Linked DNA regions of Homo sapiens: region 1 is linked to region 2. A link is an interaction called in ENCODE POLR2A ChIA-PET data of the cell type or tissue named here. Cell type or tissue: GM12878. All regions are shown on one strand. Each heading gives the region's core, and the rest is flanking DNA. Links, peaks and the distances in the headings are about the cores only. Region 1 overlaps FNBP1 (formin binding protein 1). Region 2 overlaps FNBP1 (formin binding protein 1).

Region 1 (2,921 bases), core at 307-2,806, 82 kb after region 2:
AAAGAGAACACAAAACATTACAGTAAGCAACATATGCTGTTTCTACTGTATGCCCAAAACACATACACCCATCCATTCTTCCAACAAATATTTTATTGAGCACTTACTATGCCAAATACTATTCTAGAAACTGAGGGCCTAGCAGGTAAAAGAAGACACAACTTCTCTATTCTCATGGAGCTCACATACTAGTAGGTCTTTACAGTACAGAGCTATGAAGAAATATCAGAAAGATTAATTCAAAATTTATTTACATTCCCATGAGGAAAACCAATAGGTCTCTGTATATGAACATTTTAAAGTGTCTTGATACCTTCTAGCAGGAATGATAATAAAACTATTTAACAATCCATTATCAATAGACTCCCTGTCCAATCAGAAGAGGCCAGCAGTACCAAGCATCCTGGCTAAAAATCCAGCCTCGACTACTGCCCAGGTCTTTACTAGAAAAGGTGAACCAATTACACACTCACCAACAGTATACAAGGATCCCTAACTTGCTGAACCCTGACTAGGACTGAATACTACCATTTGCAAAACAAAAAAACTACCTTATTTGGTAGGCAAATTGCTTTTTTTGCATTTATTTCTTTTGTTTTGTTTTGTTTTGGAGATAGGGTCTCACTCTGTTGCCTGGACTGGAATGCATTGGCACAATTTCGGCTCGCTGTAACCTCAACCTCCTGGGCTCAGGTGATCCTCCCACCTCAGCCTCCTGAGTAGCTGGGACTACAGGCGCAAGCCACCATGCCTGGCTAATTTTTGTATCTTTTGTAGAGATGGGGTTTTGCCATATTGCCCAGGCTGGTCTTGAACTCCTGGGCTCAAGCAATGCACCTGCCTCGGTCTCCCAAAGTGCATTTATTTAATTATTCATGAAATTAATGTTTTAGACATTTTCATTTGGAATTTGGAATTCCTTTTGTAACTGTTCTCTTCTTAATCTTTGTTCATTCATCTATTAGAAATTTTGTATTTATTGTTTTGCATAAACTTCTTATATATTAAGGTAACTGTCTTATTTTGAATAAATGTTTATCTAGTTTGATTTAAAATTTTATATATTATTGTTACAGACTGAATGTTTATGCCTCCCTTTCCCAATTCATATGTTGAAACCTAATCCCCAGTGCAGTGGTACCTGGAGGTGGGCCCTTTGGGAGGTGATTAGGTCATGAGGGTGGGCCCCTTGTGAATGGGATTAGTGCCCTTTTAATACTCCTTTTGTGAAACTCCACTTACCAGGAGGTGCTCTTGGCATTGTTCAGGTAGTTCTAACATGAGTTTCTTCTTCACAATACCTGATTCATCACATCCCCCACTATCAGTCAAGACATACTGCACTACCAATCTAGATGTCCTTTGAAAATATTTGCTGAGGCCGGGCATGGGGGCTCACACCTGTAATCCCAGCACTTTGGGAGGCCGAGGCTGGCGGATCACCTGAGGCTGGGAGTTCAACACCAGCCTGACCAACATGGAGAAACCCTGTCTCTACTAAAAACACAAAATTAGCTGGGCGTGGTGGTGCACGCCTGTAATTAGAGCTACTCAGGAGGCTGAGGCAGGAGAATCGCTTGAACCTGGGAGGAGGAGGTTGCGGTGAGCCAAGATCTCGCCATTGCACTCTAGCCTGGACAACAAGAGCAAAACTCTGTCTCAAAAAAAGAAAAGAAAAGAAAATATTTGCTTAATGCATGAATGAGTCAATGGAAACTTCTACTGAATTCTTTCTAGCCTGTGGTCAGAGTTGGTTTTGTTCACATACGTAGTTTATTATGTTGGGTTTCAGGAATGTGCCAGTGACTCTGCAAGGTGCTGGGGATGTAACTGTGAACAGAAGAGTCCCCTGATCTCATGGAGCTGTTAAAAATGTCATTTGGCAGAGCAGGGTGGCTCATGTCTATAATGACAACACTTTGGTAGGCTGAGGTGGGAGAATCACTTGAGCACAGGAGATTGAGACCAGCCTCAGCAACATAGCAAGACCCCATCTCTTTTAAAAAAAAGGTAATTTATGAAGAGCATGCAATAACGTGAGAATTTTACCTATTAAAAAATAATTCAATCATACCATAAGGAGTTCTTCAAGTCCCTGAGATCAGCTGCAAAAAAAAGCTAAAAGTCTCTAGTACATGGCTGCCTTCCCTAAGCTGTTGCCAAAGAATGTGAGATATCTAAGTGTTTATATACCTATAAACCTAGCACAAGTGTTTTCTTTTCATTAATTATACACGGGTAGTTGGTTCTACTTAATAACTGAACAGTATTCAGCTTTAAAAAATAAACATTAACAGATATTTCAAAGAAATCCCACCATGTTTGGCTCTATTTTTAAGTGGCTTTAAATTATTTGTTGCTTCATCTCATTTCAATGTTTTGAGCTCCTATTTCTGTTACAAATTTCTTCTAGGCAAATGTGAATGTAATTAACACACTAATATCATGTTTTAAAAACAAATCCAGGCTGGGTGCGGTAGCTCACGCCTGTAATCTCAGCACTTTGGGAGGCCAAGGCAGGAGGATCACTTGAGGTTGGGAGTTCAAGACCAGCCTGGCCAACATCGCGAAACCCAGTCTCTACTAAAAATACAAAAATTACCCAGGTATGGTGGTGGGTGCCTGTAGTCCCAGCTACTCTGGAGGCTAAGGCAGGAGAATCACTTGAACCCGGAAGGCAGAGGTTGCAGTGAGCTAAGATCGCACTACTGCACTCCAGCCCGGGTGACAGAGTGAGACTCCATCAAAAAAATAAAAAACAATGGACATCATGGTCTGGTCTAACGTGGTTTTTTTTTTTTTTTTTTTTTACCTCCCCAATACAACACTCTTCTTTTTTTTTTTTTTTTGAGACAGAGTTTCACTCTGTCGCCCAGGCTGGAGTGCAGCGGTGCAATCTCGGCTCACTGCAAGCTCTGCCT
Region 2 (2,921 bases), core at 192-2,691:
CTGACAATAAATCCACTCACGCCAATATTTTAGAATATTTTACCCAAGTAGAATATTTTACCCATGAAAGCTGGTGCCAGAGGTACCCCACCCAGCACCATTTGGTTGGAAGTGGCTGTGATCCTCTTCCTGTAGCTCCACAGAATCCCTAATCATGTTTTAGCTTTAGCTGCATAATTCCTTCTGTAAGCATATTACCTCCTAATAGATTCATAATGCCCTTTGCCCTGTTTCTATGCAGTAATCCTGAAAACATAACAAGGGCCCTAGACGTGAACTGTGGAAGACGCTGAATAAGGACCAACATGTCTACAGTCCAGCCTAGAAAGTAAGCTGTGTAGAAGATAATAAATCAAAGTATATTTTAGACGGTCTGCCTTTTATGTTAAAGGAACACTGTCTCTCCAGGAGTTTTTCTTCCATGCTTGGACATACAATTGCAAAGGACGATCTATTTCTACAGTCTCACTCACTCTCACTGACTACAAGGATAGGGAAACCTTCAAAAACAGCAAAATACTGTGATACATCAGATTCTCCAAAGCCGCAGCAAAAAGACAGGACTGTCTTTTTCTCAGTCCCTGCATCCAGCTGCTTTGAATTAATATCCACTTCTGAAACTCTGGCCTAGGAATGCACCATTGTTCTAACCAAATTTCACTATGGAAAATCTATTTCTGTTTAGCAAATTGTTTATTTGACAATGGAATTTAAGAGTCGCTAAAACTAGTGTTGAATCAATTACTCATTATGACAAAAATACCTTTAAAATATCTTGTATTTTGGAGAACTTATTTGGGATAACAGTTAATGGTATTTTGGAGACTATCTCCTAATGTCTAAGACTAAGTGGAGCTAATAAGCATCATGACTTCTCATCTCTTTTTAAAAGTCAGTCTAAAAATAGCAACTATTACCTCAAAGAGATAGTGTTTCCATTCTAAACCAGACCATAAGCTATTCTTTCAATTAAATTAAATTTCCCATTCTGAGAATAAAGACACTGCATCTTACAGCAATATTACTACAGGGCAGAAAGATGTACAGAGAGTTGGCTTGTTTTACTTGCAACGAGTCAGTGTCACAGAATTTCAAGATAATGTTCTAAAAAGTCCAGAATAACCCCCGCTGCCTAGGCTGGGTCACAGACGTCTTAGAATCAGATCTACGCTGCTTTTGTTGTCCAACAGGAAGACAGAATTTAAACTTGAGAATTTTTTGACAAACCCTTGGGAATCTCCCTCAAATAAATCCAAACAGACCTAAGGATGTATGGCTTATACATGATTTCACTTCTTGGTAATTTTTTTTTTTTGAGACAGAGTCTCACTCTGTCGCCCAGGCTGGAGTGCAGTGGCACAATCTTGGCTCACTGCAACCTCTGCCTCCCAGATTCAAGCAATTTTCCTGCCTCAGCCTCCTGAGTATATGGGATTACAGGCACCCGCCACCACGCCCGGCTAATTTTTGTATTTTTAGTAGAGACAGCGTTTCACCATGTTGGCCAGGCTGGTCTCGAACTCCTGACCTCAAGTGATCTGCCTGCCTCGGCCTGCGTTAGCCTCCCAAAGTGTTGGGATTACAGATGTGAGCCACCACGCCCAGCCCACTTCTTGGTAATTCTTAACATAGTCCATTCTCAATATCATTATGGAACTAAGCCATACTGCCTAAAAGGTCAGAGTTGCAGTTTCTAAATAAAGAAAACAATATTTTAGAAACTGAACTGTAGCCCAATATTTTGAAATCCTAATGGGTTTAAAGACAAAAATACCGTCATCCATTCAGTTAGCTAAATTTAGATTATTAGCATGGCCTAAATGTGTGGCTATTTCCTGTTTAGCTCATTTTTTTTTTTTTTTTTTTTAAGACAGGGTCTCCCTCTGTTACCCAGACTGGAGTGCAGTGGCACCATCATAGCTCACTGCAGCCTCAAACTCCTGGGCTCAGGCGACCCTGCCACCTGAGCCTCCCCAAATGCTGGGATTACAGGCATGATGAGGCACCATATGCCAGGCCTGTTTAATTCAATATTACTTTTTCCTTAATATTTCAAAATATTAAGGAGAATAACACTCTTGGCAGTGTCTCAATTGTCATAAGCAGAGAATACAAGTGTACTAAGAAACTTGCTCATTTCACATGAGGCATGTGGTATAACCGAGTTATAACCTTGCATCTTACCACTCTTGCATCATCATTTTTCTTTTCTTTTCTTTTCTTTTTCTATTGAGATGGAGTCTCACTCTGTTGCCCAGGCTGGAGTGCAGTGGTGCAATCTCGGTTCACTGCAACCTCCGCCTCCCAGGTTCAAGTGATTCTCCTGCCTCAACCTCCTGAGTAGCTGGGACTACAGGTGCCTACCACCATGCCCAGCTAATTTTTTGTATTTTTAGTAGAGATGGGGTTTCACCTTGTTAGCCAGGATGGTCTCGATCTCCTGACCTCGTGATCCGCCTGTCTCGGTCTCCCAAAGTGCTGGGATTATAGGCATGAGCCACCGCGCCCAGCCCTCTTGCATCATTTTTCAAGGCTGCCTATGGCTTTTGACCTTTTAACTAGATGAGCAAATATAGACTGGTTCTATTTATACATTGATCGAATGAATAAATAAAGAGACTTACTAAGTTTTTAACATGGCCCCAGATCTCTCAGTTTTATACATTGCTGTTCCTTAAATGATAAACTATATAGGTTGGTGCAAAAGTAATCGCAGTTTTTGTCATTTGAATGGAAGGGCAAAAACCACAATTACTTTTGCAGCAACCTGATACTTAAAGCAGCAGTGTCCAGAGCTTTTGGAAAGCTGCTTTTCCTTTGTTGAAAGGATATAACAAATTATAAATGCCCACCTTTTGTCACCAAAAGTTTGGGGAAAGCCATGTGGAATATTTTACAGTATCGCTGGTAGCCCAAACAAC

The links. ChIA-PET counts read pairs that join two places held together with the same protein. Peaks named below come from ENCODE experiments on the same cell type or tissue, not always from the same donor. Only the 100,000 strongest peaks of a DNase experiment are listed, where the experiment ranks them.
Region 1: POLR2A ChIA-PET joins it to region 2 with 10 read pairs; 10 of 35 experiments call an interaction of 5 or more read pairs at or near these places.

Annotation. Positions count from the first base shown.
Region 1 is chr9:130,015,083-130,018,003 of GRCh38, forward strand. All of the region lies in intron 1 of FNBP1 (formin binding protein 1), which reads right to left. Among named protein-coding and RNA genes, the nearest start is that of FNBP1, 27 kb to the right of the region's middle. In GM12878, for the core only: no CTCF peak of the experiment used is centred there; a DNase peak (open chromatin) is centred at 1,789; H3K4me3 peaks cover 293 bases; H3K27ac peaks cover 2,500 bases.
Region 2 is chr9:129,933,275-129,936,195 of GRCh38, forward strand. All of the region lies in intron 6 of FNBP1 (formin binding protein 1), which reads right to left. Among named protein-coding and RNA genes, the nearest start is that of MIR6855, 65 kb to the left of the region's middle. In GM12878, for the core only: no CTCF peak of the experiment used is centred there; no DNase peak of the experiment used is centred there; H3K27ac peaks cover 2,023 bases.